Linked DNA regions of Mus musculus: region 1 is linked to region 2. The links are chromatin loops, found by intact Hi-C in ENCODE. Cell type or tissue: heart. All regions are shown on one strand. Links, peaks and the distances in the headings refer to the core of each region. The heading gives the core; the rest is flanking DNA.

Region 1 (5,379 bases), core at 155-5,154, 280 kb after region 2:
CATATTTGTCGATTATTTTTCTTGGCACCGGGGAGCCAGACGAGAACAAGGAAAGAGCAAGATCCCAGCCCCCACCTTTAAAATTATGCATAGGCGCGCATCGGTGTCTCTGTGTGGGCATGTGCAGGCAGTGCGGTGCTTGAGGAGGCCAGAGAAGAGCATGGGTATGCTGGAACGAAAGTTAAAGGCAGTTGTTAGCTGCTCAACAAGGGTGTGGGAACTGAACTCAGGTCCTCTGGAAGAGATCTCCTTAAGCACTCAGCTAGCTCTCTAACCCCCAATTTCTCTTTTATGATCCCATGTGCTGTCTTCTCCATGACAACAGTGCCAAGAAGGTAAAGGAGGCATATCATGTGGGATACAGCCTGACAGAGGACTGAATGCTAAACAAGACTCTATCCTTAGCTTTCTGCCATTCACAAGAGCCAAGCACCCTGCAGGTTACTTCCTGGGACTCCTAAAATTGTCAAAGTTAACCTGGGGTCATGTTTCAGGACAAACCTCACCTGTGGAGCAGATGAACCCCAGAAGGCAGGGCTCTGAAGCTGGCCACTCTGGCGAGGACTGCTGGCTGGCAGGACACCATGTTCCTCCCACCCTTGTCAGTAGACATTTCCTGGGGAACTCTAGAAGCCAGTTCTCAGAGAAGACATATGGTGCTTACTCAGTATGGAAGAGTGCTAACGAGACCAAATGAGATGGGCGAGGGGAAAAGCTGACAGGAGGTGAGAACCAGCCTGGAGGACAGAGGTGGGCTGCTGCCTCTGTAAGGAAAAGCCCAGCTCCCAGCCGAGGGCTCTTCTCCTTGGTGGTGAGAACAGCTGTACTGGCAAACCTCGTCACCCCATCCTCCACGGTTCTGAGTCACCCAGAAACTGGTCTCTCCTCTAATCCCACCATAAAACAAGAAACTGACACTCTCACATGAGGCCTGTCGTTGGAAGGGTGAATGGCTTCTAAAGATTACAGGAAGAGGGCAGGGAGGACAGCACAGTGGGCAAAACATTTGCTAGACAAGCTTGAGGCCATAACTTGCTATGCATTCAAGGACGAGCTTGAATTTCTGATCCTCCTGCCTCCACCTCCCTAGTGCTGGAATTACATGTATATGCTACCATGCCTGGTGTGTTAAGTGCTCGTGGATGGCACCCAGGGCTGTACATTCTAGACGAGTTCTCTGTTAGTAGAACTGTATTCCCAGCACATCAAAATATGTGTTTAGTCTCTAGAAAGCACATAAGCAAGCTGGGCATGGTGGTGTGTCCTTGTTATCACCATGCTAACCTGCAATGCTGCAGAAGCAGAGATGGGCTTCCCGAAGCTCAGTGGCGAAGGAGCCTAGTCTGTCTAGTCCACATGAGCTCCAGGTCAGAGACCTTGCCTCAAAAACAAGGTGGTAAGTGAGTTAATAAGACATCTGGCCGTGACACACAGCTGTACACACACACACACACACACACACACATACACACACACGCACACGAGCTCGAGCAATGTCTGGAAGACAGCAAGTGGCCAAACAATGGTGGGGTTGTCAAAGCTGGAGTGTCTCCACACAATCTTATCAGAAGGACCAGCCACAGTTAGCAGGCGGAAGCAGGCGGAGCACGCATTGGTTGGTTTTCAAAATATGTTATTTCCAATACTCAACAGATGTTCTTTGAATTCTGATGTGAAAATACAGGCTTTTTTATTTATTTTTTTCACTGACAGACTCAAAGTACACTTAATATAATAATCTCGCAAAGTCCAAAGATTATCTCACAGTTTGGAAAATACTATGTTGAGTCATTAGTCCCATGACTCAGTATTTTCAAAACTCACCAGATAAATATGGTATGCTAAGACTTCCTGGTAACGACCTTCTATTTTTGCAAGAAAAAAAACACAGCAAGACTTCCCAGAAGCCTCAATTAAATCTGGAAAATGTTTGTAAGATATTCGCAGGCACAAAACTCGAAACATGCGCAAATGTTTTCGGAGATTATGGCTCTGGGATGAGTCTGTGCTGTCATTCATTTAAAAAAAAAATTGGAGCGCTTCCAGTGGGCTGGGTAGTTTCCTAGGCTGAGGGAACAGAGAGTGGGGAAGACAGTAGGCCAGGCCTCGGCAGCAGGAGCTCCTATCTGTGGCTGTACAGACAGCTGCAAACTGCAAGAACTCGCTCTAGCAGGGTTGGCAGGCTCAGGATGCTGCAAAGGCACCTGACTAGTTTGGAAAGTGATCAATCGTGCAATTAATTTTATCTTTTAAAAATACGCATTGTTTGTGGTGGACTGGGAAACATGTTTGACACACAAACCTGGCAAACATGAGTTTGACTCCCAGAACTCACATGGTAGAAGAGAACTGAACCCACAGAGTTGACTCTCAACTTCTGCGCATGCTTTATAGCGTGCACACGAGTGTGCATACACACACACACACACACACACACACACACACACATCTTTAAAAACTGAATGTATTTCATGTATGTACATGCGATTATACATGCATGTGTAGGTCAGAGGCTAACCTTAGCTAGGATTCTTCAATGGCTGTCCATCTTACTGGGCCTCACCTATTCAGTTAGACAGGCTCTCCAGCAAGCCTCACAGATCCACCTGTTTCTGCCTCCCCACTGGTGCTAAGATTACAAGCTTGAGATATTTATAAGGTTGAGCCACCTACTTTTTTTTTCTTTTTTCCCTTCTTTTTTTTCCTTTTCTTTTCTTCCCTTTCCTTTTTTTAATGTGGGTTCTGGGGATCAAACTTGGGTCCCCAGTCTTAATAGGCAAACACTGAACCAACTGAGCTCTCTCTCATCAGACCCTGACTACTGTCATGAGTCAGTGCGTTATCTCCCAGAAGCAGTTTTATCTGGGGAGCTAGGAAGGTCTTTGTGATACCTGCACAGAGCTGGGACTGAGGAAGCCCTTGGGGGATGAGGCAGCAGGATCACACCAGGGAGGAAGCAGGGCTAATGAAAGATACGCTGAATGACAGCAAAAGAAATTCTAGACGAGAACTCTTGACTAAACACAAACAAAACCAATAGTTGTTCTCTCTGGCCTCCTCTTTAGGTGTGGTAGTACATGACTACAATCTCAGAACTACTGAAGTGGAGGTAGGAAGATCAGGAGTGCAAAGTCAATCTTGAATATATATACGGTATTTCTTAAAACTAATATGGACACCTTTTTAGGATGTGGTGACACATACTACAAACTGTAAAGAGTCTTAACCTATAAATACTGAACCAGAATATCTTGCAGTGAGAGGTCTAACAACATTTTTACTGTGTGTGTGTGTGTGTGTGTGTGTGTGTTTGGTAGTAATAAGGATTTAATTCAAGATTTTGTACATGCTAGGAATAAGTTCTACCACTGAGCTGTGGCCTCAGCCTATCAATGGGGGATTCTAGGCAAGTGCTCTATGGCTAAGCTACATCCCCAGTTCTTTGTAGAGGGTTCTACACAAAAACTCTACTACTGAGTGACATCCACAGCACCTCACTGGGAGATTCTAACCATATGCTCTACCATGGAACTATGCCCCAAGCCCTCACTGGGAGAATCTAGGAGGCAGGTGCTGTCCCCACTGATACACACCCACAATCCCTCTCTGGAAAATTCTGGGCAAGAGGTTTACCACACCCTCAGCCCTCCAGCATGTATTCACTGTGGCCTTCATGGGACTGTGATATACACCAAAGTCTAAGAACCATTAATTTCTATTATTCAAAGTGACAGGGACTTCTATCCACAAATAATGCAAACATCTCTCTCTTATTCAGTATGTTGACAAGTTTAAGGTGAATCAGGACAGCAGAAGAACATTCCTAAAATACGATACACTTTGGAATTAATTCATACATCAAGATGAAAGTGGATCCTCTATTTTACTCATGTTCTCCAAGGAAGACTAGTCACCTAGAGTCTATGTGAGCATCTTTGCATTCTTCTTGCTGTTTTCTATATAGCTCTATCTGCAGGCATCAGTATCTTGATGGTGAACCCAAATCTTTCAACATAGCTCCCCCCACTTTTTTTTTTCCTCCACTGAAAAGTTGCTGTGAAATAGAAAATGAAGTTTTCACTGGTACCAGCCAAACCTACAAAGTGGCTCCTTTATGATGAATTCGTGAAAATATGTAATGTTATGAGAGAAGAGGAGGGTATTTACAGTGTCTAAGCTTAGCAAGGTAGAGCGGCGAGCCAAAGTATGATTTCGTTTTGGCTCCCAAGGCATGTGGCACACAAAATGTTTCTATAAAGAAAAAAAAAAATGAAGATTTGGTTCTGAGTTCAGTGAAATCACAATTTCCATTTGGCTGTTTTTGAGGCACTTGCCATTTGGAGCTCAAGGGAGTCACCGACCTCCTTCCAGCAGAGGGAGAAGAGTGATTCCAAGAGAAGACAGAGGTCAATGCCATGCCTAGAACTGGAGAGGCCAGGCTGGACCAGGTCACTGCTTAAGCCACCCAAACTCCCCAGAATGCGCTTTATCCCAATATAAATTGAATTATAAGTGTAATGTTGTTTTCACAAGCTTACAAAAGCATAGAGAGACCGCCATGCTCATAGAGCCATAGAGAAAGCCTTAAGCATATAACACCATAGAGGATCATGTGATAAAGGACCCGCTAATGGCGACCCTCCACAGTCTGCACACATGAGTATTGCAGGGTATGAATGCTGGCAGGCACTCTTCCTTATACTCAACCCTTGAACCTCAGTTGACTAAAAAAAAAATCTGAGTTCACATATTATTCAGAATTGTCTTGACAGTAACTTAAATGACTGTCACCCACCAAGTTCAAGTTTTCATAATTTCTGATTTTTACAGAGGCGAAAAGGATTCATTCACTCAATCAATACATACTTAGAGTATATGACATCAAGTGGTATACTATTGCTGTGTTAGGAGATATGACAATGGGAAAGACACAGGTCCTGTTTATGAGGACCACACGTGACAAGTACATGAATAACTGCCATCGAAGACAAAGTGTGAAAAATCCAGGCCTGGAAGATGGCAAAGGCACTTGCTGTCAAGGCTAATGACCTGCGTTCCATCCCCAGAACCAACATAGAAGGTCAGAACTGAGACCTGCACATTTTCTCTCGACCTCCACATTCCCCCAATGACCCGCCCCCACACACACAAGTAAATAAAATTGAATAGAACAAAACATCCTTTCCTGTTACTTACATAGACGTAGGTGAGGAATTCTGGAACTCCAAAGGAGCAAGAAAATGTATTTTAACAAGATCTCGCTGAGATGAAAGAATGTTAACACTTAAGAGCTGAGACAAAGGTAAACAACCCATTATGGAGTGGGATGAGTGTCTAGGGCCCTGTCTGACCCTCCCGGAGAATCCATAGACAGTTACC
Region 2 (5,379 bases), core at 278-5,277:
CTGCAAAGGAGAGGGGATGATATGTGGTCTCGAACATCTGGCTCTGAATTGGGCCAAGGTGGGACTACCTAACAGTCTTGTTAAAACTGTTCAGTAAGAGATAGCCTTGAAGAATCTCCCAGCTGTGTCTTAAACCTGTCCTTTCTTGAAAAGCTTTAAACATACATATGCATACATACATGTATGCACAGACATGCATGTATGCATGTTACATATAATAAGCATATTATATATTATAGCTATACACACACATTCTCGCAGAGAATCGACTGACTTTTAGACAAGCAAGCGGACTTTTCAGAGTAACTTGAACCTGATGTAAGAAGAGATGATGACAGCCGAAGGACCTGTCAACCATATATCCAAAAAGCACTGCAGCTCCTATCAGGAGTAAAGAGACCGAAGCACAGTGAGGCTCACTGCACCTGCCTCTCAGGAGTAACTGACAACAATGTTATCCAATCACCTTCCCCCCTTTTTTTGGTAGTTGTTTTTCTGATATTTAGCAGTTTGAATACTAATGACCCTTAACAAAACTATCCCGATGCTGTCGGAGCTCCCCGGCGCCCCTCATTCTCTTTCTCCTGGGAGGAGGGGCTGTGCGTACCAGGCAGTCTACTTGAGCAACACCTGTACTTGCACACTAATTCAGGCGCTTGTCATTCATGTTACCAACAGGAATTAGCATAAGGCATTAAGGGGAAACTCCAGGGGAGGAAAGAAAGGCCATTCTGATGGAAATAAGGGGAGAAGGAATAATCCCGCCATCAACTAAAATGCTTATCTGTGTACGTTTCCCAAGCAAAGCTTAAGAGAAAAGCCTGTGTTGATTTTTAGTATACACAAAGAAACCTTAATCCTTTCAAGGCAACTGAAATCACCCCTCACTACTCTCAGAAAAGCAGCGAAGAAGAAAGGCACCCGGTCAGGGGCATGGCTGTTCACAGCCAAATAGATGCCACACATCACTCAGTGTAAGTAAACAAAAACAAGAATGTGGGAAGTGTTGGACTGGAGACTGGAAGGGTGGGGGGGTGGGATGGGGGGGGGGGGGGAGGAGGCAGGAAGGAGAGAGAGAAGAAGGTCTTCAGCTGTTCTGTTCTGCTCCTCAGTCGCAATTAATGCCAACCTAGAGCCAGCTTAGACAGGGCCATAGCAACTTAACACAAGAAAGATGCAATACCAGGCAGTGGGCGAGCGATGTGTGTGTCGGGTTGAGGGGGTCAGAGAGTCATGGAAACTGCTTTGGGTAGGGACCTGCCATGACTCAGTTTCCTCTCCTGTTACCTTTCTTTTTTTTAATCAAGGACACCTCCAAGGCCCACCGAATTCTCTCCTCTCAATAAGAGGAGCAGAAAACATGCATACATATCTACCCCTGAGGGAGATGTGTGCCAAGCACTCACATTGGCTTTTATTGTTTTGTTTTTTAGCATTATGGATTACAAATTTATACAAACTTCTCAGGCCACTAAGAACTATGATGAAATATAAAGCTGTAATCCTATCATGCAATTAAAATACAAGATCATATTCAATATGACATTAATTCTGGGAGTCCTAGCAAACTTACAAGCATACAGACCTTGGGGATATCTTTAAATATAAGGTACTATTTAAAATCAAGGTAGGTTCAAGTTCAAAATAATTGGAAGGTACAAAATAACTGCGCATGGAAATGTTTCATTAACTAGAAAGCAAAAAGGAAACTGACAGAAAATGTTAACAATGAAATAAACTGCTGCACTATTCTCCCATTTCACGCCGTGGGGACCTAACTCTGGGTCCAATGCTGGCCCAGTGCTCCTGCACATCCTTCAAGGGGCAGAGGTTACCACAGGCTAGCACATCTTTATTTAGCAATCATCCTGCAAACCCCTAAGTGGGGTTCTATAGGGGGAAGGGAGTGGTGGGTTGGTATTATCTGTACCTTCCAGATGACACACCTTTTGAACTCAGTGCACAGAAACTCCTCTAAATTTCATTAGGTCCAAGGACACTTCTGCGAATGAAGACTCCTGAGGATCCTACCGACAGGGATTCAGGGTGAGCCTTCCCTGTGTGTACCTCGGCACCATTAGCCTCTCTTAATCTATGGACTGAGGTTTGGAAGGAATCAATGGAGAAGTGGGTACTTAAATTCTGCCCTCTTGCTCATTTATTAACTTTACAGAGAGCCCAGAGCAGAAGAAGGCTTGGTTTATGGCTCTAACGCCGTGAATATTAAATACCCCATTGGTTATTACCATCCGAGGCGCGCACACACACACTATTTATAGTGCTCTGACTGCCGGGAAGTTGATAACTAACAATCAAGACATTGTAAAACCATTCTTCTCTGTTGCAGCATCCCACACAAAATTAACACCACCGGTCAATTCAAACGAGGAATCGGGAAATTCTTTCAAAAATGAACATTTTCCTCCTGCACCTCAAAAAACCACCAGACCCCACAGTGGAGCAAAAACACAAAAATGCTAAGACAAAAAGAGCACATGGATTTTTTTTTTCCTCTCCTCTTTCTTCTTGGACAATGACAACGAGATGCATTTACTTATTCATTTTTAAAAGCCATCCTTTAGTGTAATAAATGGGTCTTACCTTTGTTTACAAGAACAGTGTTGAAGAGTTTTTCAGAGCTAGCATCTGAAGCCTGCAAAACAAAAAGGGGAGGGTAAGCGTTAGGACTGTCAGTGAAGACTATCAACCACAGCCTTGTCGGCTGCTATCATTTTAAATCAATTGACTATATTTTTAGGAAGAATGTAAGAGTCAGTGATTTCCCCAAATCCTCCATCAGGTGGTGCTGGTTGACTGTTGCAGAAAGGCCTGCACTGCAGCTATTTGCTGGGGGAAGGAAGAAAAAAAAAATCTGATTTTCAAAATGTGTCCTTATTATTATCTGTGCAAAACATATTTCTACAAAATGGTTCACAAGGCAATTTAGTTCATTCACAAAACGATTTTCTAATTCAGTTGACAGATCATTATTTTTAATTTTTAATTTATTTATTTTTAAATTTTTGACACCGGATTTTGTTTTTCAATTTTCTTCTACAAATCAGAAATGTGGTTTTTTTTTTTTGTTTGTTTGTTTTTGTTTTGTTTTTTGGTTATTTTTGACATTAAGCTTTTCCTCACCAAAGTGTCAGCCAGGATATCCAGAAACGAATTTGATTTTAAAGATGTATTTGATGATCCCGAGGTTCAGTGTTTGTCACGGTCACCAGGGCCAAACTCAGTGTTTTGGATGAGAGCTGACCCTATTTAAAACCTGGTCACTTTGCCATCTCTCATGCTTTTCAGGGATCATGTCAGCTAGTTATTATACTGGTGTGAGGGAAGGCAATGCGCCTCTTTAAACAGAAAGACTATAAAGTCAGCTTAAATTATATACTAATGTTCTAGGGAGGAAATGGTGAGCCAGTTTGATGAAAGAGACGGTAATATTGCAGGATTTACTGCTTCTTTCTAGGACGCGGAAAACAGGTAAAAATTAAGAAAGCTCACTCTTCTTATTTGAAGATACCACTTCGACCTGTCAATCAATGGTCAAGCCACACTCATGCTATGTTTGACCTGTGACCCCTCTGAGAAAACTCTGATCTTTCATGTTTTATACCAAGATGCATACATTTGACAAAGCAAGGCACAGAATGTTCACTCTATATGGGATAAAGAAATGTGGGGGGTAGGGGTAAGGGAAGTTGGGCTGGCTTTGGGGGACAAAGAAGATATTCTATGTAGTTTTCCAAGGCCACATTGATGGAGATGAAACATTTCTGCGTATAACTGAGGGAAATGTTCCAGTTCACAAGGCCAGGGATATAAAAAGACCTAGCCTATTTTTATTATGGCTGGCTCTCATTTATTTTATTCTAATCTTCCTTCTATACGGTGGTTCAGAGGATTAATAGGCTCAAGGGCAAAAAATATACAAAATAAGTATTCAATTGCATTCACTCGTGAAAAATCCTACAGAGATAACCCCTCTGCTTTTGCAGTTAGAATAAAATATACACAGAGCTTTTCCTGACATCATAAGTAACACTAAACAAAATTATATTATTAGAGTAGCATTTCATAAAAATGAGCCACAAAGAAGGTCCCGTGGAGGGTGTTCAGCATTAAACAGTTCAAGAATATTAAGTTACAAAGCCTCACTGATCTGCACTGCACACAGAGACTCGTGAATCTGAAAAAGCACACAGTGGCACCAAAGGTGTTACTATTCCCAAATCATAATGAGATTTCTATGTCTTTCTAAGTCTTGCAGTCTAAAACTTGGCAACTCAAAGAGTTTTCATCGTCCTTAAAATGATGTGAAATACTCTTAGAATGGTCACTAGCAAGCCTCGGCTTCAAAACCAAAATGGAGTTAATATTTTTTGAAAGAAAGGGGGAAAAAAAAAAAAAAACCTACACACATGCACACGAGAGCAATATTCTGTCTCTTCTGTTATGTTACAGAACTAAAATAACTGTTAAAAATGTTGGGGTTTTTCTATTACAGTGAGTCTAATGGGCCTAAAGAAATCGGTTTAAAAGAAAAAAAAAAAAATTAGCTGCTCTTCCAAAACTGCAAGAAGAGAGAGGGAGAAGCAACTTGTTAAGGCTGCATTTGCGTGGCTCTAGGTATGGGAGCCAGAGCTGGATTAGGCGGTAGGCGGCAGCCCCTGTGATTCTGTCACCTTTGTGAGCACCACTAGGCTCTGAGTATGCTCTCAAGTAGATAATGAAGTGACCCTGAGGACCTGATGATTCTGTGACCAATGGTTGTCAAGGAAATATGTCTGACGGAGATTCAAGATGCTTGGAGCGATGCCTTCTAATGGAAGCTTTTTGAGCCCTTCAATTTACTGGCATCAGTCACAAAGTGTTGAATTGTCTCCTGTGCCTTGCTTACAGTCAGGGGGTGTCTCAAAAAGGCCTCCTTTGGAAAGGCAAAAAAACACCAAAGGTACATGTGTCTCGGTGCCTTGGTTTAAAAAATAAAAATAAAAATAAAAAAGGTCCCTTGTTCTTCCATCTGGCCTCCTGGACCATCTTCGTCCAAATTCTTCAAGTAAGTCTCCCAGGCAAAGCCTTGATAGGTGCAGATTCCATGTAGCTGCTTCAACGGTCCTCAAGTAATTTTCCTTCACTCAACAAGACTGAAAAATCATCCATACAGGGTGGGCGTGATGGCTCAGCAGGTAAATAGGTTTGTTGCCAAATGCAACAACCTCAGTTGGATCCTCCATACTCACTTAAAGGTGGAGGGGATCACTGATTCCTGCAAGTTTTCCCTTCATCTCTTCATATACCCTCCACATACACACGTATTTTTAAAAAATCGTTTGTACATATCGCTGGGCGCCTTAATCGTGGGGACATTTT

The links. Hi-C counts contacts between places; a loop is a spot of excess contacts. Peaks named below come from ENCODE experiments on the same cell type or tissue, not always from the same donor. Only the 100,000 strongest peaks of a DNase experiment are listed, where the experiment ranks them.
Region 1: a loop joins it to region 2, with 2.6 times the contacts of the local background. A loop is called at or near these places in 5 of 42 quality-filtered maps.

The regions. Positions count from the first base shown.
Region 1 is chr5:131,812,811-131,818,189 of GRCm38, forward strand. The region is part of intron 4 of Auts2 (autism susceptibility candidate 2); the gene reads right to left. Among named protein-coding and RNA genes, the nearest start is that of 4930563F08Rik, 65 kb to the right of the region's middle. In heart, for the core only: no CTCF peak of the experiment used is centred there; DNase peaks (open chromatin) are centred at 571, 1,491 and 2,031; H3K27ac peaks cover 1,807 bases.
Region 2 is chr5:131,531,220-131,536,598 of GRCm38, forward strand. Auts2 (autism susceptibility candidate 2) reads right to left here. Exons shown (of 20, transcript NM_001363480.1): 6 at 2,602-2,653. Among named protein-coding and RNA genes, the nearest start is that of Gm29681, 120 kb to the left of the region's middle. In heart, for the core only: a CTCF peak has its summit at 2,800; no DNase peak of the experiment used is centred there; H3K4me3 peaks cover 1,008 bases; H3K27ac peaks cover 85 bases.